Regions from separate parts of the Homo sapiens genome. Here region 1 is linked to region 2. Evidence: chromatin loops called from intact Hi-C (ENCODE). Cell type or tissue: thyroid gland. All regions are shown on one strand. Links, peaks and the distances in the headings refer to the core of each region. The heading gives the core; the rest is flanking DNA.

Region 1 (15,156 bases), core at 3,315-11,314, 67 kb after region 2:
AGATTGGGGCTCTCAGGTCCCATATGGCACTTACTAGCGAGAGTTCCGAGTGGCCAGTCCCCTCCCTGCCCTGGCATTGGTACAAGGGGGCCTTGCTGTTGGACCACAGTCTTCCAAGAGTCCAGCTCCCCTGTTCTATCGAGTCTGAAGCAAGGTCCCACTTGGGAGTTACAGATCAGGCTCCTTTGATGTCAGAGCATCGCAGCGGAATTCTAGGCCACCCGGCAGTGAGTGCTCTCTGCAGATCTGTGAGTGGTGCTGGGCCGCCCTGCCACCTCCATCCCTAGCACCGTATCTGTGTGAAAAAGCTGTGACCTGCCCCTTGGGTGGAAGCCTTCCAGTCCTTGGAAGGGGAATCTTTGCTGCTGCTACTGTCTGCAGAGAGACTCTTTTTATTTTTATTTATTTATTTTTTTTGATGGAGTCTTGCTCTGTCACCCAGGCTGGAGTGCAATGGCACAATCTCGGCTCACTGCAACCTCCACCTCCTGGGTTCAAGCAATTCTCCTGCCTCTGCCTCCTGAGTAGCTGGGACTACAGGTGCTTGCCACCACACCCAGCTAATTTTTGTATTTTTAGTAGAGACAGGGTTTCGTGTTGGCCAGGCTCGTCTCAAACTCCTGACCTCAGGTGATCTGCCCGCCTCGGCCTCCCAAAGTGCTGGGATTACAGGCGTGAGCCACCAAGCTCGGCCCAGAGGGACTCTCTAGAGAGGCCCCTTGATCCCACAAGGGGCGGGGGTCTCTGGCCAGGCACAGCCCCTCCCCACTAAGCCCAGCACCTGGTGCCGAACACACACACACACACACACACACACACACACACACACACGCCCGCCCCCCGCTCCACTGTTCTGTTGTCAGTTGTGTTCGTTGTTTTCTTGTAAATAAACAGTATGACAATAAAGGGAAGTTACTTCTTAGCTGCTCAGAAGGTGACCAGAGCAGGGCTGGAGTGCCAGCCTTGCATTCATTGTTTGCTTTATTGCAAGGCTGCTTGGAATTGAAGGGGATCTCCGTTCGAGTCTGAGCTGGAGGAAGGAAGGGGCTCCTGTACCATGTATAGAACTTGGGCTCTCCCCGGGGTCAGGGGCCTGGGCTCTGGTGCAGCCCCACCACTTCATCAGGTCACCCCAGGTGGTTTCAGCCTCTGATTTCTCATCCCTGGAATGGGGTGTTTGCAGCCTCGTAGGTTGCTATGGGGATTGAATGAGATATGTTCATGAGCCAGTAAGGCAGCCAAGATGTCACTTACATGGAACTTACATTGCAACCCCAGTTTTAGAATAACATAGGATATTAAATATCACCATCTCCTTGAATACTCATAGTCCGCAGTTTGCTTCATGTTATAAGGTGTTTAGTTCTAGGCTGAGCCTGTAATCCCGCCACTTTGGGAGACTAAGGTGGGAGGATTGCTTGAGGCCAGGGGTTTAGAACCAGCCTGGGCAACATAGTGAGACCCCTGTCTCTACAAACTATATGTATACACGTATAAATTTTATAAAGATGTTTAGTTGTTCTGAATTTCCTAAAAAATACAGCTTAACTTTTTTGTCTTCCTTTACCTGCACCTGGATGCAGTGGGAAAGATTTTCCCAGTAGCACAAGGTGGACCAGGTGAGCTATCCTCACCCAATGGGGCTGAAAGACAGGGCTTTGATATCCTGCCCCAGAGCCCGGCTGTTACCACATGGTTTGATTTGCGATGCCAAGCAGGCTTCCTTACGGGTCCACACACCTCTGGTTTTTAGCTTGAGATTGGGGCAGCTGTTCCTCCTCTGGCCCAGCCAGGTATAATCAGGTACAAAGGAAAGTGACCTAGAATGAAGAGGTTGCCCTGACCTGGTGGTGGAATTGGAGCCTGGGAGCACGGGTCGGATGGCTTAGTTCATCTGTTTGGCAGTGGATCAAATCCCCCTCCTCCCACATACTTGATTTATGTGGACTGGGAAAGAATGTTGGGTTTCAACATAAAGAAAACAAATTTGGCTGATAACTCGTAAATCACAATAAACTTTCATTCCAAGAGTGTTCTGGGCTTCTAAGAAATATATTCCTATCTCACATCTCAGTTGATATTCACAGCCACCATTGAGCTAGAGTCATTCCCAGGTGGAGAAACTGAGGCTTGGGAGTTATGCCTGCCTTGGAGAGGGATGGGGCTAAGACTTGGGCTCTGGTGTCCTGACCACCGAGCCTGGTTCCTTCCACGTGGTCTGATTCCTGGGATGTGAAGCAGCCATCCTCACAGGGCCACACACCTGGACAGGTACACAGTGCAGCAAGTAGAGAGGCAAAGAAACAAGGGAATTGATCAGGGGTCCACACGCTTTCTCTAAAAGAGCCTGGTGCTACATATGTTAGTCTTGACGGAGAAAGAGGCAAAATCAGGATATCATGTAGGCACTTATATAACCACTTTAAATGCAACCATTTAAAAGTGTAAAAACCATTCTTAGCTCATGGGCCATAAAAATCCCAGCAGCTGGCTGGTTTTGGCCGGCTTGCCGCAGCTTGCTGACCCCTGGGAGAGAGCATCTGCTGCTATTGCAGGCAGGGGACTGCAGGTCATCCCCCTGTTTGGGTCCCACTCCTGCCCGTCATTCAGGCTCTGTCAGCTTCTACCCAGAAGTACCTGGGAGTCGGGGGTTTTGCTGTGTCACAGAGAACTTGGCTCTCGATAGAGTCGGAAAGGAATTCTGGGAAAACTCTAGAGATGCATTAAAAAATCTCCACTGGGCCGGGCGCGGTGGCTCACGCCTGTAATCCCTGAGGCAGGCACATTACCTGAGGCCAGGAGTTCGAGACCGGCCTGGTTTTTTGTTTTGTTTTGTTTTGTTTTGTTGAGACAGGGTCTTGCTCCATCATCCAGGCTGGAGTGCAGTAGCACGATCATAGCTCCACTGCAGCCTCGAGCTCCTGGGCTCAAGCGATGCTCCCACCTCAGCCTCCCAAGTAGCTGGAACCACAGGTGTGCACCACTGCACCCGGGTTAATTTTTTTATTTTTGCAGAGACGATAGTCTCCCTATCTTTCCCAGGCTGGTCTCAAACTCCTGCCCTCAAGTGATCCTCCTGCCTCAGCCTCCCACAGGGCTGGGGTTATAGACGTGAGCCACTGCACCTGGCCTCTTTCTTCTTGAGGCTAGTTTTCCTGACTGCGTGATTCCCAAAGCTTCACCCCACTGATGCTGGGTTCCCCTCCTCTGTCTACTCCACCTGCTGAGGCTGGGGCTCTCAGGGACACAGTCAGCAGCTCAGCCTCTGGAAAGACCTGGAAAGATCACATCCTTCTGGGAACCTGCTTCTGGAGGCACAAGTAGTGTAGCTCCTCTTAGGCCCTTTCGATGAAGTAAGAGCAGCTCATTAGCATCCCAGGCTACAAAGCCTAAAACCCTTTGCTTTTACCAAAACCAGAGGGTCTAAAGAGAAAGGTCACGAGGAGCGAGCGGCCGCGTGGATGAGGTTGGCCAGAGAAACTGGTTTGTTTTGGAAGCCGATGGAAGATGCGCTTGGAAGGCTAAGGCTGCCGAGGTTGAAGTCCGTCATTCTCAGTGCAGACCCTAGGGAGGAAGTAGCAGGACCCCAGTGGGGCTGCAGGCATTCAGAAAGAGAGCTGCCTGGGGTTTCCCTTCAGAACCTCCCTCCTTTTAACCCGGGAGTAAAGAGAAAAAGACCCGCGGGGTCCACTGGCTCGGAAGTCGGTCTCTTTCAGTTTGGAGCCTCCAGTTGGAAACCTGCCTTTTAATGGCCAGGCTGATGGTCTAGTTACTCTTTGAACAGGGAAGCCTCGTCAGGCTCTCTGCTGACCACGCCTCAGTGCTCCCTCGAAGGACAACTCTGGAATGCCAGTTTTTATCTCATCTCGGTAGAATGGATTTTTTTTCTTTTCTTTTCTTTTCTTTCTTTGAGACAGAGTCTCGCGCTATCACCCACGCTAGAGTGAAATGGCACGATATCGGCTCACTGCAACCTCCGCCTCCCGGGTTCAAGCAATTCTCATGCCTCAGCCTCCCGAGTAACTGGGATTACAGGAGCGCGCCACCACACCTGGCTAATTTTTGTATTTTTAGTAGAGATGGAGTTTCACTATGTTGGCCAGGCTGGTCTCAGGCGATCCACCCGCTTCAGCCTCCCAAAGTGCTGGGATTACAGGCGTGAGCCACCGTGCCCGGCCCTAGAATGAATTTTTCTTTTAGGGAAAATAAGGTTATTGGTGAATGGGTTTGGGCTGTCATCTTCAGAAACTGATTTCATCTAGAACAGTTTGTGACGGGCAGATGTGGAATAAAACCACTGGATGCATCAGGCGTCACTGCCAAGGGTGCAAGGGGCTGCTCCATGCTGGGCGTGCGAGAGGAGCAAGAAGCCGTCCCCGCCCACCACGGTGCAGGCCGGGATGCAGCGGAAAGCCCTTGCTTCTTAGATTTCCCACACAAAAGTGTATTTCTTGTAGATTTCGCCAGCGCGGGCCTCCTCCTCTGCTTGGCAGTGGCTCTGCACGAGCTGCCTTGGGATGGATCTCTCATCTTTGCTGCTGGCCTCATCCAAGGAACAGACCCCATGCACGGAGCCTAGATGCCCCGAGGTCTTCACTGATGGCCCTCTGAATTTTTATTTTGTTTGTATTTCATTTGTTACTGATTGAATTTTTGAGACAGGGTCTCGCTCTGTAGCGCAGGCTGGAGTGCAGGGGCGCGATCCTGGCTCACTGCAGCCTCGGCCTCCTGTACCTAAGCCATGGCCCTCTCTGACTTTGAACCCCTCAGTTCATTCTCAGATCAGACCACTCACTCACTGAGGCCCTCGGCTCTTCCACAGGTCTCAGCCTTTTGCCCCTTATAGTTTTTAGTTGTTGCAGCCTTTCTGTTCTCTTCCCCTCTCCTGTTAAGGGGACATTTCCAAGCACCCTGGCCACAGAACCTCCTCACCTCCCACCCTCCGCCCCTGGGTGCCAGGGCCTGGGTTCTCTGTGGAAGTCCTGCCAGCTCCGGGTATTTCCCACGTGGATTTCTCATCATCTTCACCACCAGATCAGTTCCTGGCCTGCACCCCTCCTGTCTGGCTTGTGGCAGGGGCTGCCACCCTCACCTGGGCCCTAAACTTCTACAAAGCCCCACTCTCTCCTGTTCCCGTCAGTCTGCTTGCCAAGTCCAGTTTATTTTAATTCTGGGGAACGTTGTCTTCCTCCTCCCCCCTCCCTCGCCACCACCCACCTCTGGTGTTTTTTTTGTTTTGTTTTGTTTTGTTTTTTTTGAGATAGAGTCTCACTCTTGTCACCCAGGCTGGAGTGCAGTGGTGCGATCTCGGCTCACTGCAACCTCCGCCTCCTGGGTTCAAGCGATTCTACTGTCTCAGCCTCCTGAGTAGCTGGGACTACAGGCACCCGCCACCACACCCGGCTAATTTTTGTATTTTTAGTAGAGGCAAGGTTTCACCATGTTGGTCAGGCTGGTCTCGAACTCCTGACCTCAGGTGATCTACCTGCCTTGGCCTCCCAAAGTGCTGGGATTACAGGCACCACTTCTGGTTCTGTTACCTTCGTCCAAACTTGTATTTCCCAGCTGGTATCTTCCATCTCCAGGCTTTCCCCTCTGGCCTGTCCTTTAGCAGGAGTCACCTTCCTGAAGCAGACCCTGGTCTGGTCTCTGCGTACTACCTTTTGCATGGTTGGTGGCCGTCCACCCGCCTCTCAGGCCATGTCTGGGTTCTTCTAGGGGCTTCGGTGATCTGGGAGCCTGTCCCCGCTGGCCCCCTCTCCCATGTCTTACTCCATCAGCTTCACCTTGTTTGTATCTCTGGATCTCCTCTTTTTTCCTTCTGTTTGTATCTTGTCTCTTTCTAGAAAGCCCCCCCACCTCTACTCGCCCCTCTGTGGCAAATATCACCCAATTCAGGTGCCCCCAGCCCAGCAAAGAGGGATTTTCATTCCTTGGGCCCCCGTTGTAGGCTAGCTGCGCCTGTCTTTCGGCACATTTCATTTCCTGCCTGGTATTTCGGTCGTGTGCGTGTCTTTATTCTCCTCGTGTAATCCCTGAGGTGCAGAGTGCGTGTCTGTCCTCCTCTGCCCTCTCTAGAGATTGGGATATGACCAGTGTTCAGCCCCCAACCAAAAGAGCCTAAGAACCCCAGGTCCCCAGCCTGTCCTGCTCTGCTGGGGGCCCACATGCCTGGGGACAAGGCACCTTTCCTTCCCTGACCTTGACTAGGACAGGACATGGGGTAGGGCCTGAACATTGAGCAATTGTCAAACTGCCTACTTACGATGAACAAAATAGCTTTTCAGGAGGCGAGACCACAGCACAGTCATGGTGAATCCTGATGCGCACCCCAGGTCTTTTATCAGGATTTTTGTTTTTCCTGGTGGGCACAGATGTAGGTGGAGCAGATCAGAGGCCTCTCAGGTTCTTGATCACTCATGGCAGTTCAGGCCTGCCAGTAGTGAGGTCAGAGATCCATACAGCAGGGGAGAGAAGGGAGGTACAGGGAACCCTCGGCCCCGCGTGCTCCAGCAGGTCTGCATGATTAACCTGAATTGCAGTGTTCAGAGGCTCGGCCTGCCAGCCACAGCGGTTCCAGATGAAATGCAGCTTAGAAGGCAGCATGGTGTAGTAGCTTTGGCGCCAGCCGCACCCAGAGTTTGGATTGTAGCCAGATGGCCTCAGGTGCAATGTATAACCTCTGGGAATTCCAGATTTCCTATTTACACGACAGGGATGATTCCATACCTGAAGGGCTGTTTGGAAGCATCTAGAAGCAAGCACAGTGGAGTGGCTGTCATGACGCTGACCGCACAAATGATGGTGTTAGGATCCCTCCACGGATGTGGCCAGGTGACACCCCTCACCTAGGCCGCACAGCACCCTAATGTACACACTGAAGAAAGGCTGCGTGGGGCTGCAGAGCGGCTCATTTCTAAGAAGGCCAAAGAAATTGCTCAGTCCAGACCAGGGAACCCAGTTTCTCTTTTAGAGGTGGGATCTTGCTATGTTGCTCAGGCTGGTCTCGAACTCCTGACCTCAAGTGATCCTCCCGCCTTGGCCTCCCAAAGTGTTGAGATTCCAGGCATGAACCACTGCACCCAACCTGTAGCCTCTTTCTACAAGTAAAATAATTCAGGTGAGTTCAGGCCCACGCCAGGTCTTAAACCCTGGCCCTCTGCCCATCTTCCAGCCTCCACCCCTTCTCTCTCCTTACAGAATCTTCTGTTCTTCTGCACACCAGCGTGGCAGACAGGTTGGCCAAGGGCCTTGGACTTCTTTATCTCTAGTACATGTTCCTGTAAATTTAAACCTCCTCAGTTGGGTAAAAGCTTTGGAATTACTAACATTCCTTTTGTGCTGCCTAACGTTCTTGCCATTTAAAAGATTAGCAGGCATAATTTCAGTGAGCCTTCGTGACTGGCGTGCCTCACTTAGCTTAATCCCTGGTTGGTACATGTTAAAACCTATAAAGACAGCCTCTCCAGCACACATGGGGAGCTTGAAAATGAAAGAAAGGTTGCTCTGACCTCTCAGAACTGCGGACTTCTTAAAAAAGAAAGAGTGAGGTGGGCGGCCTCCCTTGCTGCCGGTGCTAGATTCCATGATATGAAACAGCAAGGGTGCAGCTGGGTGCGGTGGCTCATGCCTGTAATCCCAGCACTTCGGAGGCGGGGGTGGGCAGATCACCTGAGGTCAGGAGTTCGAGACCAGCCTGGCCAACATGGTGAAACCCCGTCTCTACTAAATAATACAAAAATTAGCCAGGCATGGTGGTGAGTGCCTGTAGCCCCAGCTACTCAGGAGGCTGAAGCAGGAGAATCACTTGAACCCAGAGGTGGAGGTTGCAGTGAGCTGAGATCACGCCACTGTACTCCAGCCTGGGCAACAGAACAAGAAGACTCTGTCTCAAAAAAAAAAAAAAAAAAAAACTGACTTGGATATGTGCTTACATAAGAAAGGGAGATTCACCAAGTGAACCATGCATAGCATCTCTTAAATCTGTATCATGGAATTCGTGATTGGGCCTCTCTTTCATATCAGGCAACATACATGTGATGTACATACCTGTAGCTTCCGGGAAAGGGAAGGAAGTAGAGATGACATTGTCTGTTACTCGTTTGTATGTGTGTGTGCGTATTTAAGTAAATATGTGTGTGCATAGGGACATGTCACATGCATGTGTGGCACATTTATAGGATGAAGAGGTGTCTAAAAGACATTGAGGAAACTCAGTGAAGGAGTTCTGCCGGCGGGCGTGAGGACCACGCTAAAAGATGCCGGTTGTGCTTTGTGTCTAAGCTGAAAGCATGGATATCATTTTATAAAAGTAAAATTATATTGGCCAGGCGTGGTGGCTCATGCCTGTAGTCCCAGCACATTGGGAGGCCGAGGTGGGCGGATCACCTGAGGTCGAGAGTGTGAGACCAGCCTGACCAACATGGAGAAACCCCCATCTCTACTAAAAATACAAAAAATTAGCCAGGCATGGTGGCACATGCCTGTAATCCCAGCTACTCAGGAGGCTGAAGCAGGAGAATCACTTGAACCTGGGAGGCGGAGGTTGCAGTGAGCCAAGATCATGCCATTGCACTCCAGCCTGGGCAACAAGAGCAAAACTCCATCTCAGAAAAATAAAAAAAAAAAGTAAAATTATATTGTTATTGACGGTCTCTTTGTTCGAGTAAGCCGTCTCTGGATATATCATTGTATGGTGTATTCATGCCAAGGATTTGGTGTGAGTCTTGAAGCATTCACACCAAATTGTGGCCAAGCCCAGCACTGAGAGCGCAGTGGGCGTTCGGAGGACACGTTTGGATTTTGTGATCCTCTGCCTGGCAGGAGCTGCTCAGCCCCTACAGCCCCTTCCCCGAGACCACCAATGCGTTTCTCTTCAGTTTTGCTATTCTCATACGCTGGTGATGGGATTTTGGAGACAAACATGGTCTCTTCTGCTTGCTTGCTTGCTTATTTATTTATTTTTCCTCCCAGGTTCAAGTGATTCTCCTGCCTCAGCCTCCCAAGTAGCTGGGATTACAGGTGTGCGCCACCATGCCCAGCTAATTTTGTGTTTTTAGTAGAGACGGGTTTCACCGTGTTGGCCAGGCTGGTCTTGAACTCCTGACCTCAGGTGACCTGCCCACCTTGGCCTCCCAAAGTGCTGAGATTACAGACATGAGCCACCGCGCCTGGCCTTCTGCCTTTTTTGGTGAACTCCCTGTGGGTGGGAGAACTACCCGGTGGAGTCGGTACCTAACCAGGGCAGGACACGGAGGTACACCCCTCTCATTTTCGGCAGCAGGGTGAGAGGATTTTTATTATCTTACTTAGACACTTGAATTTATTTTTTTATTTTGAGACGGAATTTCGGTCTTGTCACCCAGGCTGGAGTGCAATGGTGTGATCGCTGGTCCCTGGGTTCAAGTGATTCTCCAACCTCAGCCTCCCAAGTAGCTAGGATTACAGGCGCCCATCACCACACCTGGCTAATTTTTGTATTTTTAGTAGAGACGGGGTTTCACCATGTTGGCCATGCTGGTTGACGCTTGAATTTATTTATTTATTTCAGATAATTTTGGACTACAGAAAGGACTCTTTGAAAGGGTATTCTAAAATAATTTCACCCAATTAGGTTTTAAACATAGTCTGCCATATTGTTGATTTCACAGGATTTGCTTTTTTAAAAAAATGTATTTTATTTATTTAGAATTTTTCTTTAAGAGATGGGGTCTCACTCTGTTGCCCAGGCTGGAGTACAGTGGTGCGATCTCGGCTCACTGCAACCTCCGCCTCCCGGGTTGAAGCAATTCTCATGTCTCAGCCTCCCAAGTAGCTGGGACTATAGGTGCGTGCCACCATGCCTGGCTAATTTTTGTATTTTTAGTAGAAACGGGGTTTCACCATGTAGGCCAGGCTGGTCTCGAACTCATGACCTCAAGTCATGCACCTGGCTTGGCCTCCCAAAGTGCTAGGATTATAAGCGTGAGCCACTGTGCCTGGCCTTCAGTAGCTTTTAAAGGTTGTAGCTGAAGATTTTGTACTTGTCACATGGGGGAATATGATAATGAAAGCAGAAGATAGACTAGTCACTCTACTTTTCCCAGCGTCCTCTCTGACTGGACTCTTTGAAGGTACTGCCCAGGGTCATGAAGAGATGGCCCTGGCTGCTTCCAGAAGGTATACATTCCCGTGTCCACTCTGTGTCCTGGAGAGTGGGGGCGGGGGGAGGGGGTTGTCCGTCTTTGTATCTCTGTCTCTCAGTACAAATTTAATGAAGGAATGAATCAATGAATGAATGAAGCAAGCATTCCCCCAGAGAATTCTTAAATCATCTTAGCCGGTCATGGAATTTCCCAGCAAGTCAGCTTTTAGAATCCTGAAAATATTTTCAGTATTCATCTCTTTAAGGAATATATCAAAAGCAGTCAGCACCAACCACGGTTTTTCAGCTGATTCCCAAATGTGTGATAAGAAACACCTAATTCCTTGGGGGAGAAAACTTGTTCAGGTTAAATTCTTGCGGTAATCCTTACGGCCCTGTGGTGTTCGCTAAGATGTAGCAAGAATGTAAATAGCTAGGTACTTTGATCTACCTCAAATACTTACTAGTTTAAACATTCTGCCATTCTGCCGTCATACCAAAAAAAAAAAAAAAGCACCATCCCAGGGTTATGAATGACGTTACTGTCTTTGGACATGCTGTCTTGTGTGGCTGAGACGTAGATCAAGAGAAATTTGTAAGAAAGACAATAAGGTACAAAAATCGCCGAAGCTAATGTCAAGATGGAGATAAATAGATCTATATTTGCCATATATGGTAGTAAAAGAAAAGTCTGTGCAAATTTGCTCGACATTTATGGACTTCTATGATTCATCTACCAGGGCCAGCAGCTCCAGCCAAGAGATATAGAATGTCTTCAACTGTATTTCTTTCCTAAATTGTTTCATTACAAAGAAGCCATGTTGTGTATTCAGAAGAAAATTCCAGGACCGCATGAAAGTCACTATTTGGGAACAGGCCTGAGAAAGCTTGCTTAGAGGAATTCCAAAAGTATTCAAAAGGCAGTTATTGACCAAACACATAATAATTCTCTAAGCATCAACAATTTTCCATAGATCCAAGCTCACATATACAGCGTATTTTCTGTGGCTAGTCACTCCAGAAATAGAGGGTTCTCTGCTTTCTTGACTGATTGACTCATATGCAAACGCTTCTCATTTCATTTTGTTATTTTTTTGAGAAAGGGCTTGTTCTGTCTCCCAGGCTGGAGTGCAGTGGCACAGTCACGGCTCACTGCACCCTCGACCTCTCTGGGCTAAGCCATCCTTCCACCTCAGCCTCCCGAGTAGCTGGGACCATAGGCACACACCACCATGCCTCGCTAATTTTTGTATTTTTTGTAGAGACAGGGTCTCGCCATGTTGCCCAAGCTGGTCTCGAACTCCTGGGCTCAAGCAATCCTCCCACCTCAGCCTCCCAAAGTGCTGGGATTATAGGCATGCATCAACATGCCCAGCCTGTTTTTTGTTTTAATCTGTTATTGAGTAAGGTGCAATTTGTGGCTCCATATACAGGGACAGGTTGCAAAACAGGTACTGAGCCGTGTGTATCCTTCAGGTCCAAGCAGCTTCTAAACTGTGTCTATCTCTGTTCAGGTCCCTGGAACTCTCCTGGGCAGCAAGCTCACAAGAGACCGACCTCTGTGGCCTTCGAAGCGGGTTGCTGTTAGACACACCTTTTAGAAGCTACATTCATAGTATCTCAAAAGACAGACATAAGGGGTACTCGGTATGGCCACCACTCACTCCCACAACACAGCCACCATTTCCCACCCAGAATTTCCTGTGAAATGTGCTCATTTTAAAACAGCACACATCCTGAGAATTGCAAAGTTGGGCATAGAGATCAATACAAATTAGACTTCTTTTTAGATACGCTCTACGCTCTGCAGAGCCCTCTGGGGTCTCCAAGGGCTGGGACCTGCTGGATAAAACTGGATGAAACTAAGTTGCTGCTTCTTTGGTGCCCTTGAATGGACTTTCTTGGCTGCAGTGACGTTAGGTCCGCTTCCTAGCCGCGTGCTGCTCTGCCATCGGGGATGCTAAAGTCGGGGAGGGCCAGGAAGCCTTTCTTTGCTTGGAAGTTTTTGTTTCTCCTTCGCCTGCTAGGTTGGGATAATCCGTTGGGAAGTCTCTGAGCGTCTTTAAACATAAAATCTAGTTTCAAAGGTTTAAATTCCCAAGTTGCCCCCTAAGTTACATGTTGCTTAGGCTTGGTTGCTATCTGTATGGTATAAATAATTCCATTTAGAAATTAAGAAATTATGGGCTGCATTTTTGATGCCAGTGGCTCTGTAGTATCCCCCAACCACCAAAAAAAAAAAAAAAAGAAAAAAAGCATCTAAAAATTGTGAGGTTACCGCTTAGCTCTGTCTTTCTGGCTGCACATGGGTTACCAGGTGCCTTGCCAAGACCCTGCCTCCGTGTCCACCATGCTTTGTGTCTGCAAGTAGATTTACCCATCGTTCATTATTAATTATTCCTCTGAGCAGCTCTGTGAAGCTAGTAAATATTAATAAACAATATGTGCTGATTATGAACCTAAGACAAAAGGATGTCTTTTTCAAGCTGCTTAATTTTAGGTAAACTAGTTGCACACAAGCGATGAATAAACGTGAAGTCAGGCATCCAGGCGGTGAAACAAAATCAAACTGGAACTGCAAAAGGAGAGTGCCTGAGATCTGATTTTATTTTATTTTTGGGATGGAGTCTCACTCTGTCACCCAGGCTGGAGTGCAGTGGCGTGATCTCGGCTCACTGCAACCTCCGCCTCCCAGGTTCACGCAATTCTCCTGCCTCAGCCTCCCAAGTAGCTTGGACTACAGGCACACACCACCATGCCCAGCTAATTTTTGTATTTTAAGTAGAGACGGGGTTTCACTGTGTTGGCCAGGCTGGTCTCGAACTCCTGACCTCAGGTGATCTACCCACTTCAGCCTCCCAAATTGCTGGGGTTACAGGTGTGAGCCACCGCATCCAGCCGAAAGGATACAGTTTATTTAAAGACAAAGGAAAAAGAAAAACCATAATTGTGTTCACTTAGAAACATCTCCCATTTCATACTGATGTCTTTCCTGGTGGTGGTGTCCAAATGCTTATATGTGTGTGAGATTCATTGTTACCATGTTGGGATCAGACTGTAAACAAGCTTTATAAAAGTTCGTGGCTCCTTTCACTCATCCACCCGCTATGCATCGTCCAGATCTGAGTTCACGTGCTCCTTCCCCAAAGGAGCCTTCTCTCCTGTCTAGGGTCAGGTCTGCCTCTTTTTTTCTTTTTCTTTTTTTGGAAGCAGGGTCTCACCCTGTCACCAGGCTGGAGTGTGGTGGCGCGATCACGACTCACTGCAGCCATGACCTCCTAGGCTCAAGCAGTCCTCCCACCTCACTCCCAAGTAGCTGGGATTACAGGCACATGCCACTACACGTGGCTACTTTTTAAAATTTTTTTGTAGAGATGGGATCTTGCTCTGTTGCCCGGGGTGGTCTCGACCTCCTAGGCTCAAGCGATCCTCCCTTAGCCTCCCAAGTAGCTGGGACGACAGGCTCATGCCACCACACCCAGCTAATTTTTTTGATTTTTAGTAGAGATGGGGTCTGGTTATGTTGCCCAGGCTGGTGTTGAGCTCCAGAGCTAAAGCAGTCCTCTCGCCTTAACCTCCCAAAGTGCTGGGATTACAGGCACATGCCCCTGTGCCCGGCCAGGCTTGCCTCTTAAACTCCCTTCGCTCCACATGCCCTTCTGCAGCACCGGCCACAGATAAGTGTCATCCATGCTGGTGGTGATTTGACTCATGTCTCACCTGCCACACAACAGAGGCCCAGGAGGCACAGCAGCCTGTGGTCTCTGCTCATGATTGAAGGAGCCCCTAAAACAGGGCCGGAAGGCCCAAAATAGCCACTCAACAAACATCTGTCGCATAAATGGAAGTCACGTGCCTCATTCCAAGTCTTTGCTGTTCTTCAAAAAATAATGGTACTCCAAAAAATAATGATACTCCAGATTACACTGAGCCATGACCACACCCCTGCACTCCAGCCTGGACGACAGAGCGAGACCTCGTTCCTTACAAAGAATTATACTGAGTACCTAATATGCAATTGCATTGCTTTAGTAGAATTCTCTCATAAGTACTCCCCTGGTGTCGGAATCCACATTGTTCCCAGTTGTTCTCTGTTCTAAACTCATGCTGAACATTCTTGTGCATAAATCTCTGCCTACATCTCTGATTATTCTTACGGATAGACTCCTGAAAGTACTAAGAGGAAGGATTAATCTGCGTTCTGATTTTAAACAGCCCATTTGTCTAAATATTAGCAGGGCCTAAGATCTGGAATAAATGACACAGTGGCAAAAGTCGGAGTCACACGTCCTGGTTGGTTTCAGAGAGTCCTGGGGTGAAATGGTGCCTTTGGGGTCCATCCCTGTCTAGCACAGGAGTCCCCTTTGCAGCAGTGTCCATAAAACGTTAGCTTGGGCTGGGTGTGGTGGCTCATGCCTGTAATCCCATCACTTTGGGAGGCCGAGGTGGGTAGATCACCTGAGGTCAGGAGTTTGAGACCAGCCTGGCCAACACGGTGAAACCTTGTCTCTACTAAAAATGCAAAAATTAGCCTGACGTGGTAGTGGGCGCCTATACTCCCAGCTACTCAGGAGAATTGCTTGAACCTGGGAGGCGGAGGTTGCAGTGAGCCAAGATCGCACCACTGCACTCCGGCCTGGGGGACACAGAGAGACTCCATCTCAAAAAAAAAAAAAAAAGTGAGCTTGGTGATGAGTCTGGGAAGAGCATCTCTTCATTCATTCAGTCCACAAGTATTCACTGTGTCTGCCCCGAACCTAGCACCATCCTTTGGCCCAGGAATAGAACGGAGGAATGTACATCTCCTCAAATGTCTCCTAGAAATTGAGACCTCACCATTCTCGCTAAGCTCCCTGAGGGCAGGGACTGTGACTGTCTCATTCACTGCTCGTAGTTAATGCTCAAATGGTTTTTGAATAAATTAAAATACAATATGTGGGCCAGTGCGGTGGCTCACGCCTGTAACCCAGCGCTTCGGTAGGCCGAGATGGGTGGATCACCTGAGGTCAGGAGTTTCAGATCAGCCTGGCCAA
Region 2 (15,156 bases), core at 4,105-12,104:
AGGAGGTGTTTATCGCCTTGAAGATGCCTTCCAGCCTTTATTATTAACTCCCTTCCAAAGTAAACTTTCGGGTTTTTTTCAAGTCTGTTCTGGCCAAAGTACAGTTGGGTTTGCCGTGTTCTCTAGGAGTAGAGGTGAAAACAGCATTGCCCGGGGTGAGGAGCAGGAGGAGGAAGGGTCCACGTATAGGAGTGGATGGAGGGGATCTGTGAGACAGCTGCTGGGACAGATCCGACTTGGAGACTGTCAGGCCTCTGAGCCCAAGCTAAGCCATCATATCCCCTGTGACCTGCACGTACACATCCAGATGGCCGGTTCCTGCCTTTACTGATGACATTCCACCACAAAAGAAGTGAAAATGGCCTGTTCCTGCCTTAACTGATGACATTATCTTGTGAAATTCCTTCTCCTGGCTCATCCTGGCTCAAAAGCTCCCCTACTGAGCACCTTGTGACCCCCACTCTGCCCGCCAGAGAACAAACCCCTTTTGACTGTAATTTTCCTTTACCTACCCAAATCCTATAAAACGGCCCCACCCCTTTCTCCCTTCGCTGACTCTCTTTTCAGACTCAGCCCACCTGCACCCAGGTGAAATAAACAGCTTTATTGCTCACACAAAGCCTGTTTGGTGGTCTTTTCACACGGACGTGAGTGAAAGAGACTGCCATTCATGAATGGACAAGGCCTGGCTCCGTCCACGCTTTCCCAGCTCTGTGTCCTGCCATCGGACATGCTGGCACATCTGCTGTGGGTGCCCTGCACTTCTCCGGGCACTCCTGGCCCAGCTGGGGAGGTTGGCATGGTATCCACCATTTTGTTCTAAAGTAGTAAATGAAACTCTTGGGAGGGCAGCACCCAGCAGATGTTTGGAGCTAGAGACAGGGCTCTGGGGATGTGTAGGAACCCGGACCTGGTGTGGCAATGGTGTGGGGCTGTCACGAGGCGTGAGGAGGCTGGGGTGGTGTTGGGGACAGCACACGATGCTGGGGCTCAGGCCAAGTGAAGCTTGGACTTCACTCTGTCTGAGGCTTTGCCAAGTGTCAGAGGGTGCACACTTGGGAGTCACATGGCCAGGCTCACATTTCCAGCCGAAGTTACACTCTACAGCCTGGCAGCAGATGGACGTTTGGGGACAGAGGTGGAGCCGGAACAGCTGAGACACTGTTTTAGAGGACTCTGCGAGAAACACGCTCTTAAAACAAGGAAGCGGTGGTTATGTCTTATTCAACAACGATCTGTTGTGGACCAGCTGTGTGCCAGGCAGTTGCAGGCCCTGAGGCTGCAGCAGTGAGCAGAAGGCCAAGGTCCCTGCCCTCGCGGTGCTTACATTCTAGTGGAGACAGATGTTAAACTACAGGGCAGGAAAACACTGTCAAGGAGATGCAGGTGGAGGATTCTGACTGTGGAACTGGGGCATAGAGACAGTGGGTTTTGAAAGCACTTGGCTGAGAAGGATGGGAGGAGGGAGGAGGGAGGAGGGCGGGTACATCTGTAGATGGACCAGGTTAAGGTATGGACTTCCCCATCCTGACAAGGGGGAGCCCCAAGCTTGTTTTCAGGTGTGACGGGGGTGGGGAGAAAGAGAGCATTCCAAGAGAGGCACGAACGTCATTTCCAGAGCGAGATGAAGGTCACAGAGTTTGGGAGGAGATGGGATCCGGCACTCGGGCTGGCGAGCAGACAGGAGGGAACTCAGGGAGATGGGAACCCCGGGGAGGAAGTTAGGGCAGGATCCCCTGGGAGTTTTCCCGGATACATAGGAGAAAAGGTTATCCTTCAAGGGTGAGCGGGGGCTAAGTGCAGGGGACAGAAGAGAGGAAAGCCCGGCGACCATCATGCCCGGCTGCCGTGGGTGGTCTGGATTGGAGGCGGCAGCCGGGCTGTGTTTGTGCGGAGGGTGGCAGGGGGCCAGCGGAGGAAACTGCCCAGGCGCCAGCCCTGCCATCCCCACCGGCCTCCTCGCTTTGGGGTTTTGCTTTCTGCCCTGGCCACGTGGGACCGGCTAGGTGGAGATCATGCAATCAGGGTTCCCAGCTCTCAGAACCATAATGGTTAAGCAAGCAGCTTCGTTTCCAGGCACGCAGGAGCTCCCCCGTGTCAGCGTTTTCCTAACATGGCTAATCATAAAAACCTCCTGGGTGTGTGTGTATGCTTGTTAAAAATACTGTCCCTGGGCCCCACCCTAGACTTAGTGAGACACAGTCACCGGGGAAGGGCCTGGGGACTTGCATTTAGAACCAGCTCCTGGAATGCTTACTCTGAGGCCAGTTTGGGCCCCCTCCCATGGCCTCCCTCTGTGTCCCTTCCTCCAGATGCTGATTGAGGATGTGTCCCCTGCCGGGACTGTGTTTGCATGTCTCTGTCTCTGTCACAAAGTAGATGCCTGGGGAGTGTGTGCTGCGTGGCCCCCTGAAGACCCTGTACCGGGATGTCAGCACCCCAGCCCCCAGCTCCTCCCCCTGTGAAAGACATTAGCTCCTGGAGGGGCTCAGGTGGTGGAAATGAATCTTAGCATCAATGTTTAGACCTAAAAGCCATCTCCAGGTCATCATAGCACATGACAGAGATAGAGGCAGAACCTGGTGGCCATAGGATTATTTCTGAGCAAAGATCGCCCAAGCTTTGGCATAGGCCAGGGTTATTCACATGTCCGAGTCCCTGGAAGTGGGGTGTGAGGAGGTTGTGGGGGGCCTTCAGAATGAGGGAAAAGGGATAAATCAAAATCAAGTCTTTTTTTTTTTTTTTAATTGAGACAGAGTCTCGCTCTGTCTCCCAGGCTGCAGTGCAGTAGCACGATCTTGGCCCATTGCAACCCCTGCCTCCCAGGTTCAAGCAATTCTCCTGCCTTAGCCTCCCGAGTAGCTGGGACTACAGGTACGTGCCACCATGCCCAGCTAATTTTTTTGTATTTTTAGTAGAGACGGGGTTTCATCATGTTGGCCAGGGTGGTCTCGAACTCCTGAGCTCAAGTGATCCACCCGCCTTGGCCTCCCAAAGTGCTGGGATTACAGGCGAGAGCCACCGCGCCCAGCCTAATGATATAAATATTAGTAGATTTCTGCTTACTCACTTCACCACCAGCATTTTCTAGCAAATGTGAGTTCAGCAGACACCAAAGATTTTTATAAATCAAAGTAGACAGTCTTTAACGTTGAGAAGATTCTGTTAACTCATCTGTTCTACCCACACTCTTGCCCTTCCCTCCTCACAGAAAAGCCAGGAGAAGGGTGAATAATTGAATTACAGATGACAGTAAATATTTGGATCTAGCTGCTTATGAGGCCTTAATGATATCAGTCAGTACAAAAGGTTGATATCCATGTTTTTTGGTGTGTGTATTTTTTTTTTTTTTTGAGACAGTCTCACTCTGTCACTCAGGCTGGAATGCAGTGACGTGATCACAGCTCACTGCAGCCTCAACCTCCCAGGTTCAAGCGATCCTTCCATCTCAGTCTGCTGGGTAGCTGGGACCACAGGCGTGTGCCACCACACCCAGCTAATTTTTTGCAGAGACAGGGTCTCGCTATGTTGCCCAGGTTGGTCTCTCAAACTCTGGGGCTCAAATGATCTTCCTGTGTCAGCCTCCCAAAGTGCTGTAGTTACAGGCATGAGCCACTGTGCCTGGCCGATATCCACCATGTTTGGAGCCTGTTTTTGGTTACATTTCATCCTCATCTACTGGCCTGGAGATATTGGTGTCAATCAGTTCTTCACTGGGGGAAGAGATTTTTTTAAAAAGTCAGATTTACACTCAGTAAGATTCACCCTTTTCAGGTGTCCACTTTGATGAATTTTGACAACCACATATAGTCATGTGCCACCACCACTATTAAGATAGAGGACAGGCTGGGTGCAGTGGCTCACACCTGTAATCCCAGCACTTTGGGAGGCCGAGGTTGGCAGATCACCCGAGGTCAGGAATTCGAGACCAGCCTGGCCAACATGGCAAAACCCTGTCTCTACTCAAAACACAAAAATTAGCCGAGCGTGATGGCTCATGCCGGTAATCCCAGCACTTTGGGAGGCTGAGGCGGGCAGATCACTTGAGGTCAGGAGTTTGAGACCAACCTGGCCAACATGGTGATACTTCGCCTCTACTAAAAACACAAAAATTAGCTGGGCATGGTGGTGTATGTCTGTAATCCCAGCTACTTGGGAGGCTGAGGCAGGAGAATCGCTTGAACCTGGGAGATGGAGGTTGCAGTGAGCCAAGATCGTGCCACTGCAGTCCAGCCTGGGCAACAAGACCAAAACTCTGTCTCAAAAAAAAAAAAAATACATATATATATATATATATATATATATATATATATATATATATATATATATATATATGATGGTTCCACTGTCCCCCCTATTCTCCCAGGCCTCTATGTAGTCAGTCCCTTCCCCCACCCTCAGCCCATGGTAACCACTTATCTGTTTTTTGCTGGCATCATTTTGTATTTTCTGGAGTGTTACATAGAGGGATCATACCATATGCAGTCTTCGAGTCTGGCTTCTTTCACTTAGCGCAGTGGATTTGCAGTTCAACAGTGTGGCCGCTGTCAGTGCCAAGTAGTATTCCATTGTATGGATGTACCACAGCATGGAGGGATTTTTAAGGCTGGTCAGGCAGTGCTTATGTCACAGGTCCAACATCCAGTCCCCTGGGCCATTTAAAGCCAAGCACAGCCCCACACCTAACCCTCGTCTGAACGATCTTGTACAGCCACTCTGCAGTTTCACATCCTGAATGTGAGCAGTCTTTTTTTAAAGAAGGAGGTTTTGGGCCAGGTGCAGTGGTTCATGCCTGTAATCCCAGTACTTTGGGAGGCTGAGGCGGGTGGATCGCTTGAGCCCAGGAGTTTGAGACTGGCCTGGGCAACATAGTGAAACCCCACCTCTATAAAAAAAATACGAAAATTATTGGTGGTGGTTGCCTGTGGTCCCAGCTGCTTGGGAGGCTGAGGCAGGAGGATCACTTGAGCCTGGGAGTTTGAGACCAGCTGGGGCAACATAGTGAGACCCCTGTCTATAAAAAATACAAAAATTGGGGCTGAGCGCGGTAGCTCACACTTTGGGAGGCCAAGGTGGGTGGATCAGGAGGTCAGGAGTTCAAGACCAGCCTGACCGACATGGTGAAACCCCATCTCTACTAAAAAGACAAAAATTAGCCAGGCATGGTAGCGGGAACCTGTAATCCCAGCTACTTGAGAGCCTGAGGCAGAGAATTGCTTGAACCCGGGAGGTGGAGGTTGCAGTGAGCCGAGATTGCACCGCTGCACTCCAGCCTGGGCAATAGAGCGAGACTCCATCTAAAAAAAAAAAAAAAGCCGGGCATGGTGGTGTAAGCCTGTGGTCCCAGCTACTTAGGAGGCTGAGGCAGGAGGATTGCTTGAGCCCGGGAGGTTGAGAATGAAGTGAGCTCTGATTGCACCACTGCACTCCAGCCTGGGTGACGGAGGGAGACCCTGTCTCAGGAAAAAAAAAAAAAAGAGGAGGTTTTAATGTTCGCAAAGCTGGTCAGTTTCCAATCTGGTGTCACCAGTGGAAAAAAGATGTAAGTGTTGTTGGCAAGAGAAGCTCACCCAGAGACACGCTCCATGAAGTCCCTGACCCCCGCTGGGGGTGCCTGTGATGGAGGGTAGGCTGTGGTGCCTGCGGGCGCGCACAGGTGAGATGGAAGGAATAAGGGGTTATTCCTTCTGGGTGCAGCTCTGCCTGGAGGCCAGAGCTGTCCTCCTCCCTTCGATCTCTGAATTAAAGACGCTCTTCTAGTATTTTCTTATGTTGATATATATGTGTATATATATATATGTGTGTGTGTGTTTTCTTATTGTTCTAGTTCTTATATTGTCATTTAATTCCTTTGTCCTTTAGCTTGCAAGGGAATGTGTTTTCTTATTAGATTGTAAGCTCTGGGGAGGTAAGACCAGCACTTCCACCCTCCCAGATCCTTGGTTGGGCACGTTATTGATCAGTCCACATCTGTTGCTTGGCTGATTGATTAAATGCTGTGGTGCCCGTGTTCACTGAGGGATTCCAGACCCCTGTCTAGCCCAAGGATGCCTCACAGTGGGAATGCTGGCACAGCTGTCTTGGCAATCAGTAGACCATCCTGTCAGTTCTTCAAGCCCAGAGAGGGTCCGTGACTTGCTCAGAGTCACACAGCAATCCATTAGCGAGGCCAGCCCCTTCCCTGGGCTCTGCATTTCTCTTGTAGTGAAGAGCTCCTCACAGTTTATTTGCATACTGTAAATTTGCAAAGTCAGAAGGAAAAGGGCAGGGAGCCGGGCTTCCTTGAGGCAGGTGGCTCTTTTAAAGCTGGGGCATGTTGTCGCCAATCTGAGCTTGTTTCCATGGACGCAGCCAGCCGGGCAGCCTGTTCCCGTCAACCTGAGCCCTGATGGAGCCTCGGACCTGACAGGCTGCCTGGGGAACTCACTGGGAGGAGGGCGGGTTGGGGGAGACCCAGAAGCCATGCTGGAGTCTCTCTCTGGCCTACTTTTTGCCATAGTTTGAAGGGAAAGTTAGTGAATTGCCAGGATCAACCTGCAGTTTCCCCAAAACTTGCACAGGAGTGGCTTTCATCGCTGCATGGGGAGACCTCCTTTGCGGGTCTGCTTAGCGGTAGCTGGATTGTCTCTGAGGGATACCTGGCTTTCCTAACTGTTCCTGGAGAATCTTAAAGACGAAAATGGAAGAAAGGGCTCACATCTTTGTTTTGTGCTGCAAGCAAAGTCTTGGAAAAATGAATGATGCCAATGGAATCTATTTCTTGTAATTAATTTCCTCAAGCTACTGGATCTCCTTTTCTTGCTGAGATTGTGGTTTGGCAGCTGCAGTTTGATAGCCCCATTCTGAGACTGGATCCCTCTCTTCCCTCATCTGGTAGTTTTCACGTCGGGGCATTCCTGAACTCCGTCTGCCTCGTTTCAGGCTGGGATCACAGATCAGGAGCGAAGGCTTTATGATATTAACTAGTCAACAGATACATTCTTTGAAGAATTTCTGTGTTTTTAATTACCCCACGAAAGCCTTTGGACGCACGGGTTATGAGGGGCATTTTGCATTGCTAAATTCCAGCCTTGATTGCAAACCTGAAAAGAGCAGAAACTGCTCAGAACAAGTTGTTAAAACCACAGACACAAGGGAAAGGTTTCTCTCTCTCCCTCCCCCTCTCTCTGTCCCTGTTTTTAAGTCCTTTCAGCTGGAGGTGAAACTGCAACGTTATCAAACATGCCAGTACACACTGTTTCCCAGGCCTGTTTTTGCATGAGTTGGGGTAGAAATGTACCCAGCTTCTGTTCCAGTAGGTGGAGAAAGATGCTTAAATCCTAGAAGCACTGTTCACCTACCTTTTTAGGGTACTGCAGGTTTAGCTCGAGGGTTGGAGGGCATCCAGAAAAGCATGACTAAGAGAGAAAAAGACTACTCCCAAAGCTAACAGGGTGGAGTATCATAGCCAGGACAGGAAAATTCCCAGCAGGGAAACGGCCTGTCTGTAATGCAGACACATTGGGTCATAGGTTTGCTTTCACAGAATAAGTGAAATGGAACAAAAGTCTTTTTTGAATTCTCATTCCAAGAGGCCCAGTTTCTGCAGGTGTGTCTTTTCGATCTTACCTTGTATTCAGTATTATTTCAAGCAATCTCCATTTTAGGCAGTGTCTACTCCAGACCAAAAAACCTGGCTAAGAAAGAAATTTTGTTGATTTTGAGACAGGGTCTTTCTCTGTCGCCCAGGCTGGAGTGCAGTGGTGTGGTCTCAGCTCACTGCAGCTTCAACCTCCTGGGCTTCAGCGATCCTCCCACCTCAGCCTCCCTAGCAGCTGAGACCACAGATGCCTGCCACCACACCCGGTGAATCTTTAAATTATTTGTAGAGACAGGGTTTCCCTGTGTTGCCCCAGGCTGGTCTCAAACCACTCCTGGGCTCAAGTGATCCCCCTGCGTCGACCTCCCAAAGTACTGGGATCACAGGCGTGAGCCACCGCAGGCCTCCCAGACTCTGGGTCAGAGGGCAGCTTGAGCTCCTCCACCGACTGCTCCAAGCCTTTGCCCCAGCTCTTGGTGCCTGGGGTGGTGGGAGCAGCATGGGCTTCGCTGCACACGGACCTGGGCCCAGATCTTGGTTCCATCGGCTGCTGGGAGATCAGTTCCCTTCTCTGCACCTCCATTCAGCTTGGACGGGAATCTGTCCTTCCTAGAACAGCTGTGATTAATAACTGAGACCACACCCATGTTCGTTGTGGCTTAGCGCCATGCACACAGGTACCTAGTGGATGTTAACTTTCCTCTCCATCCTGGTCAGTGCTTTTTTTTTTTTTTTTTTTTTTTTTACTTTTTCTTTTTCTGTTTTTGAGATGGAGTCTCGCTCTGTCACCCAGGCTGGAGTGCTGTGGTGCAATCTTGGCTCACTGCAACCTCCACCTCCCTGGTGCAAGAGATTCTCCTGCTTCAGCCTCCTGAGTAGCTGGGATTACAGGTGCCCGCCACCATGCCTGGCTAATTTTTGTATTTTTAGTAGAGACGGGTTTTCACCATGTTGGCCAGGTTGGTCTTGAACTCCTGAGCTCAAGTGATCCACCCGCCGTGGCCTCCCAAAGTTCTGGGATTACAGGTGTGAGCCACTGCACCCGGCCTCTGGTCAGTGCTTCTGTTGAGTTCAAGAAAAATGACCAATTCATCTAAAACCCCGAGCTGGCAGATGCTCTCCCGCGCGGCGGCGGCTGACGTCAGTGCTACTTTCAGCGTCTTTGGTGCAGTCTTGGTGTTCGCTCTCAAATGGGCTCTTTTCAGTATCACATATCATATGCAGGATGCAGAGGGGCCCGGCTTACATACCGAGAGTCAGAGGACTCATGCGGCCACAAGTAGGTTGGGAACAGTGTCCCCTAATAGGATGAGTTTTGGGCTTTAAAATTTAAAAAAAAAAAAATGGGGGCATTGATGAGTCTCGTTGGCACCTTTTGGCTTGTGGAGGCTCGTGATCTAATATTGGTCTCTGCTGTATACCCAGCACACTACCTGCCACTTAGCCATTCCATAAATATCGTTAAATAAGTGAATTAGGCCGAGTGCCATGGCTGACACTTGTAATCCCAGCACTTACAGAGGCCGAGGTGGGAGGATCGCCTTGAGCCCAGGAGTTTGAGACCAGCCTGGGCAACATAGCGAGACCGCGTCTCTATTTAAAAATTAAAAAAAAAAAAAAAAAAAGACAACTTGAGCCGCACACAGGTTCTTGCCAAAGCCTCTATTAGTGCTGTGACTCGGGAAAGAAAACTTGTTTTTTTCTTCAGTTGACTGGGCTCAGCCATCCCAGGTGTGAGTGACTCAGGCCTTGAGAGCAGGTAATGGATCCATAGGGAGCCCTGTCCCCACCCAGGGAGACTGTCCCAGCCCCTCCCGATGGCTCCTTCCAGAAAGGGGCGCAGTGGGCTGGGTTGCAGGGGGTAGTTGTGTCCAAGAGTCCTGCAGGATGGAGTGGGAAGGGGCAGGAGGGGTGTCCTGCACTGCCAGCTGTTCATCTACCCCAGTGCCATGGAAACAGAGCTCCTGCTTTTCCCCAGGAAGGCGTTGATACATTTATAGGCTAGCATTCAACATCAGCGTTGTGCTCTGGCAGTCTCAGCAGTAAGACATAAACCTACCAAGGTCTGGGGGAAGCACTGGGTGTTACCATCCTGGCTCACGCGGGAGACGCATGCTCCTCCGTGACTGTTTGTGGCCAGTGAGCCACCAGTTGACACCAGCAATCCAGCCTTCTGCCCCTCTCACTTCACAGATGAGGGAAGTGGGGATCTGCCTAAGGTCACACTTTGGTGCATTTCTCAAATCAAACCCAGGAGCCGGAATTTTTCTACTGAGCTCCTGCTAAGACACCCTGGGTCGTTTCCTCCGGGCAGTCCATGTCATCTGCTGTGGCGTGTATGTTCATGGGTGATTCTGTTTCTGTTTTTAAACCCTGTGCCTCTTGGTTGGTGCTTTTCCTCCTGGAGGATGCTGCAGACCTGCAGCGGTCACCTCGGGCCACCCAGGGAGCAGGTGGGCACACCCAGGTTGCATCTGTCGCCACACTGGTGCAGGCCGTGTTGCACATCACTGCTGCCGGGTTGACCCCACTTGGTATGAAATGAGAGGGCCTCTTTTCTGAAGCAAGGTGTTGCAATTTAGCCTGGGGATGAAGCTGCTTCTTCCAATACCCAGAGTTAACACCAAATGCCACGAGAGTGAGAAAATAAGACAGCATTGCACTTTCCCAGAAATTGTCACCCCAGGGTGCCACCCCACCTCCCAAGCCCACTCTGGGACTCCTTCCACACACAGTCACCCACTGGTTACCAAGCCTGCGGGGCAGGTGCTAGGTGCGTGCTGGGAGTCAGGGGTGGATGAGGTCTTTTGCAGACAGGGCAGAGCGACCTCAGGGCAGAGCCATGAGGGCCTGTGTGCAGCGGCTTCCACCCAGGCAGGCTCCGGCTCTGCACCTTCAGCTACAGGATACACTTGCTTTCGACACCTCCACTGTCATTTAGACACAAAGCACACCACCACCGAAACCACTCCACAGAATGTAGAGTTTCTTGCCAGGAAAATAAAATAAATTAAAAGTCACTAATACTTTTATTTAAATTGCGAGTACATTTCCTCGCTGTTGCATTTTGTAATTTATACCTGGGAGTTAATTTATTGTTATTTACAGTTGCACAAGGACTCATGGAAATGCCTTGTGTATCGAGTGTTCTCATTATGCTGGGCACGGTCCCAGGTGCCGGGGAGGCAGGTCATAGTCCTGGCCTCGTGGAGCTGATGTTCTGAACGAGAGTTGAGTACCCAGTGGGACATCCTGAGAGCCCAATGCAGGTCCTGGTCAGGGCTGTGGGGACTGTGGGGAAGACCTGGATGGCAAGAGGAGTAGGGACAAGATCTACAGGATTCTGCATGCAGGGCTGCAGGCCAAGAGGGAGGAGTTGGGGGTTCTAGTCCGCTAGGTTCAGGGAGCCAGACGTGTCTGCTGTCCCAAACCTCCTGTGCTCAGGAACGTGGTTCTGATGAGCCTGTATCACCTTCCCTTCCCTCCACCTATGGGTCTGAGTGGCAGGAAGAGTTCTAGCTGTGTCAGCCAAGGCCGGGGACACCAGAGGCACAGGGCTTGGTTTAGGAGTCAAGACAAGGCATTTGCTTATTTAAAGAATGAGTTCTATGCACTTCCAATGAGTGGTTCTGTGGTCAGGAGGGCGGCACCTGGAGAGAGGTCAAGGTAGAATTGTGGATTTGGAAGGGTGGAGGATGGAAGGCCCCAGAGGAAACCAGCAGTCAGGGACTGAGGAGGTGATGGCATTCTCTAGTGTGATGTGTGGACAGACAGAGTAGAAGAACCAAAACCAGTCTTGGAGCGACAGGTGGGTCAGACGGCAGCTTTCTCTGGACCCGGGTCAGGAAGAGAAGGGTTTCCAGCAGGAGGGAAGATTGCGCTTAGGAAGAGAAGGGTTTGCTGGGCTCGATGGCTCACGCCTGTAATCCCAGCACTTTGGCAGGCCAAGGCATGTGGATCACCTGAGGTCAGGAGTTCATTTTGAGACCAACCTGGCCAACGTGGTGAAACCCTGTCTCTACTAAAAATACAAAAATTAGCCCAGCGTGGTGGTGTGCGTCTGTAATTCCAGCTACTTGGGAGGCTGAGGCAGGAGAATCACTTGAACCTGGGAGGTGGAGGTTGCAGTGAGCCAGGATCGTGCCACTGCACTCAAGTCTGTGTGACAAGAGCGAGACTCCGTCTCAAAAAAAAAAAAAAAAAAAAAGAGAGAAGGGTTTCCAGCAGGAGGGTCAGTGGCGGTGAAGCTTGCAGCTGGCAAATGTTGGGTTGGATTTGGGGTGGGGAGTGAGGCCAGGAGCTGGTGGAGGGGGGCAGAGGAAGGAAAGATCACTCACTGCTAAGCCTTTCAGATGAGTTCCCCGTGGTCATCAGAGGTAGGCCTTGCTGTCTTAATTTTACAAAAGATGAAAGCCACAGGAGGCATAGACTTGCTCAGAGAATTCATACTCAGTTCAGCAGACTCCAGTATTGATGCTCAACCCATGCTGCTGCTGGGGAGGGCTCAGGGGACAATGTTAAGTGAGACCAAGGAGGTGGCACCCCTGAACCAGTCTCTCCGTGAGCTCGGCGGTGAGAAAACAGTGCACAGGGAGAGGAGCCACAGAAGGCCCGGGATGTGTCACCCAGGGTTTCAGCTGGGAGGGGACAAAGCCGATTTGGGTGGGAGAGTGGAAGTAGGTCCCAAGAACTTTTATTTTAAATGTTTTGATGACAGATTTAAAACTTGAGTAACTTCATTGTAAAATGGCCAGGCGTGGTGGCTCACACTTGCAATCCCAGCACTTTAGGAGGCTGAGGCGGGAGGATCCCTTGAGCCCAGGAGTTGGGAGACCGGCCTTGGCAACATAGTGAGTGAGACCCTGTCTTGACAAAAAATTAAAGAATTAGCCAAGTGTGGTGACATGTGCCTGTAGTCTCAGCCACTTGGGAGGCTGAGGCAGGAGGATTGCTTGCACCCAGGAGCTCGAGGCTGCAGTGAGCCGTGATCATGCCACTGCACTCCAGCCTGAGCAAGAGCGAGACTCCGTCTCAAAAAAACAAAAACCGAAAAAACCACCTCACTATTCTAGGCCCGAGCCCGAGCTTAAATATTTACCCCATATCCAACCATAAGTTAATCCCGCACACACCTTCATCAGTTTCTTAAAGAAACTGGTGCCCCAGCACGGGGCATGCCAACGTATTAGACAGGCAACAACTTAGACATGGGGATGAAATGAATTCCATCTTAAATCTCAAAGTGCACAATACAGTCTCTAAAATTAAAGAAAAGAAAGATTTATTTCCAAAAAAGCCCACAGTGAAATAATTGTCTCAGTCTGTGGAGAGAGCTAATTTGGACAGAATCACATATTTTGATTCCTGGGATTTTTTTAAAAGGAATCTTTTAAAGCAGTAAATGAAATATTTTTGGATGTAGACAAAAATGACTTACTTAGCCATTCCACTGGCAATGTGGAAAGGATGAAGACCAATTTTGAGTTAGCAAGGACACCTTCAGAAAGTTCAGCTCCCAGGAATTGTTGACCCTAGCCATCCATGTCTGTATTTCCTGAGGACTATTGCTTACGGAATTAATTGGGACTAATTTCTGTTGCACCTGATCTCCAGCCAAAACACTCACATTTTGCCTCATCTGCAGAGACCTGGGCTGAGTTTTATCTCTGCGTCACTGCCGAGTTCCCTGCCCCCGCTCTGTTAACAGAGCTATAATTAACTCACAGGACGCCAGGCAGCCAGATTCGGCCAGGCGCCAAGAAATCAGCCCCAATTACTATATTCACATTGTCAGTAATGCCCACTTCACAGCTTCTGCTAATTTGAAATGGCAAGTTCCAACTTTCCATAGTAAAATTACCATTTTTGTCCTATTCTATTACGTGGTGATATTTGTCCATTATTTGGGCTCCGTAAACTTGGCATTATCACGACAATTAGTTGTTGAGGGTTTTCTAAAATGATTTGCAATTACATCTCTTAAGCGGAAAACTGTCTGCTCTGATGGAGTGAGAATCCATTCCCTCTGTGCCCTAGATCCACTTTAGGAATTGGCTTTTCATAGGGGAACGTGGTGCCTCGGGATTTTATAATAAAGTCGAGCCTTTAAAATAAGGGCTAGCCTTGGAACGTTGCCTGCTTTGTAGATTTCCAGTGTTCAAGTTGTCTGATTTCTTTATAAAGATGGAGAAGTGTCTCTGTCCCTCTGGGTCTCCGAGTTCCCTTGAGTCTGGGCCTCTGTATCTGGATCCCCTCAAGCCCTACTTTGTTGTAAGAGCCAAATTAGCCAGGGGCTACTGGTTGGTGGCTCTGCTGGGGGGGCATCACAGAGTCTCTCTTCTCTGACATTTGCTGACCTTCAACCCGCCCTGGTACAGGAGCACCCCATTGAGGTCCTCCGTTTTCCAGAGTCCTGTCCCTGAGGAATCACCTGCCTGAGTCCCTGAGCTTGGGACTGGCTGGCCTGATTGGGTTGTACATTTTGTTCTCTTTTCAGCAGAGAAATCTCAGGAGGCACCATGCCAGGCCACTGTGCCCCTGCAAGTGTGTCTGAGTATGGCCCAGGACCCTGCCCATCACTGGTCTGCAACAAGATAAGCACAGAAGTTCAGAGTAGGTGTCTAGAAATGTTCATAGCAATTTAACGTGACGGTGACATCCAAGTGGCATTTTAATTTTATTTTATAAAGATCTGAGTCCACAATGGGCTGGAAATGTAAAAATCTGTTGTGTGTTCTTCTCCCACAGATTGTTTGACAAACATTGGTCATTATTATTATTATTATTATTTTGAGACAGAGTCTCACTCTGTCGCCCAGGCTGGAGTGCAGTAGTGCGATCTCAGCTCACTGCAAGCTCCACCTCCTGGGTTCACGCCATTCTCCTGCCTCAGCCTCCCGAGTAGCTGGGACTACAGGCGCCCGCCACCACGCCTGGCTAATTTTTTGTATTTTCAGTAGAGACGGGTTTCACCGTGTTAGCCAGGATAGTCTCGATCTCCTGACCTCGTGATCCGCCCGCCTAGGCCTCCCAAAATGCCGGGATTACAGGTATAAGCCACCGCACCCAGCCAAACATTGGTCATTATTTAATCTCCTCATCTCTGATTGGATTTCACTGTGATCATTTACTGTGGCTAAGGCAGAGTGCTTGCTTTTTTTTTTTTTCTTTTTCTTCCTTTTTTTTTCTTTGAGACAGAGTCTCACTCTGTCGCCCAGGCTGGAATGTAGTGGCACGATATTGGCTCACTGCAACCTCCACCTCCCGGGTTCAAGTGATTCTCGTGCCTCAGCCTCTCAAGTAGCTGGGATTATAGGTACACATCACCATGCCCAGCTAATTTTTGTATTTTTAGTAGAGATGGAGTTTTGCCATGTTGCCCAGGCCAGTCTTTGAACTCCTGACCTCAGGTAATCCACCCACCTCAGCCTCCCAAAGTGCTGGGATTACAGGCATGAGCCACCACGCCTAGCGAGTGCTTGCTTTTTCTGCTAGACAGTGGTCCTCAGGCCCAATCCCTGAGAGAGGGGCTTCTGAGAGGTGAAGGAGGCAGGAGTTCTTGCCCCTGACTCTCAGGA

The links. Peaks named below come from ENCODE experiments on the same cell type or tissue, not always from the same donor. Only the 100,000 strongest peaks of a DNase experiment are listed, where the experiment ranks them.
Region 1: it touches region 2 in a loop (1.8-fold over the local background); 4 of 110 quality-filtered maps call a loop at or near these places.

What each region holds. Positions count from the first base shown.
Region 1 is chr7:102,002,505-102,017,660 of GRCh38, forward strand. The region is part of intron 2 of CUX1 (cut like homeobox 1); the gene reads left to right. Among named protein-coding and RNA genes, the nearest start is that of CUX1, 190 kb to the left of the region's middle. In thyroid gland, for the core only: no CTCF peak of the experiment used is centred there; DNase peaks (open chromatin) are centred at 6,607 and 7,117.
Region 2 is chr7:101,934,780-101,949,935 of GRCh38, forward strand. The region is part of intron 2 of CUX1 (cut like homeobox 1); the gene reads left to right. Among named protein-coding and RNA genes, the nearest start is that of CUX1, 120 kb to the left of the region's middle. RefSeq lists enhancers at 58-629, 630-1,201, 1,147-1,286, 5,668-6,555, 7,444-8,331 and 2 more and silencers at 6,130-6,424, 7,130-7,424. In thyroid gland, for the core only: no CTCF peak of the experiment used is centred there; DNase peaks (open chromatin) are centred at 6,365 and 7,402; H3K27ac peaks cover 3,987 bases.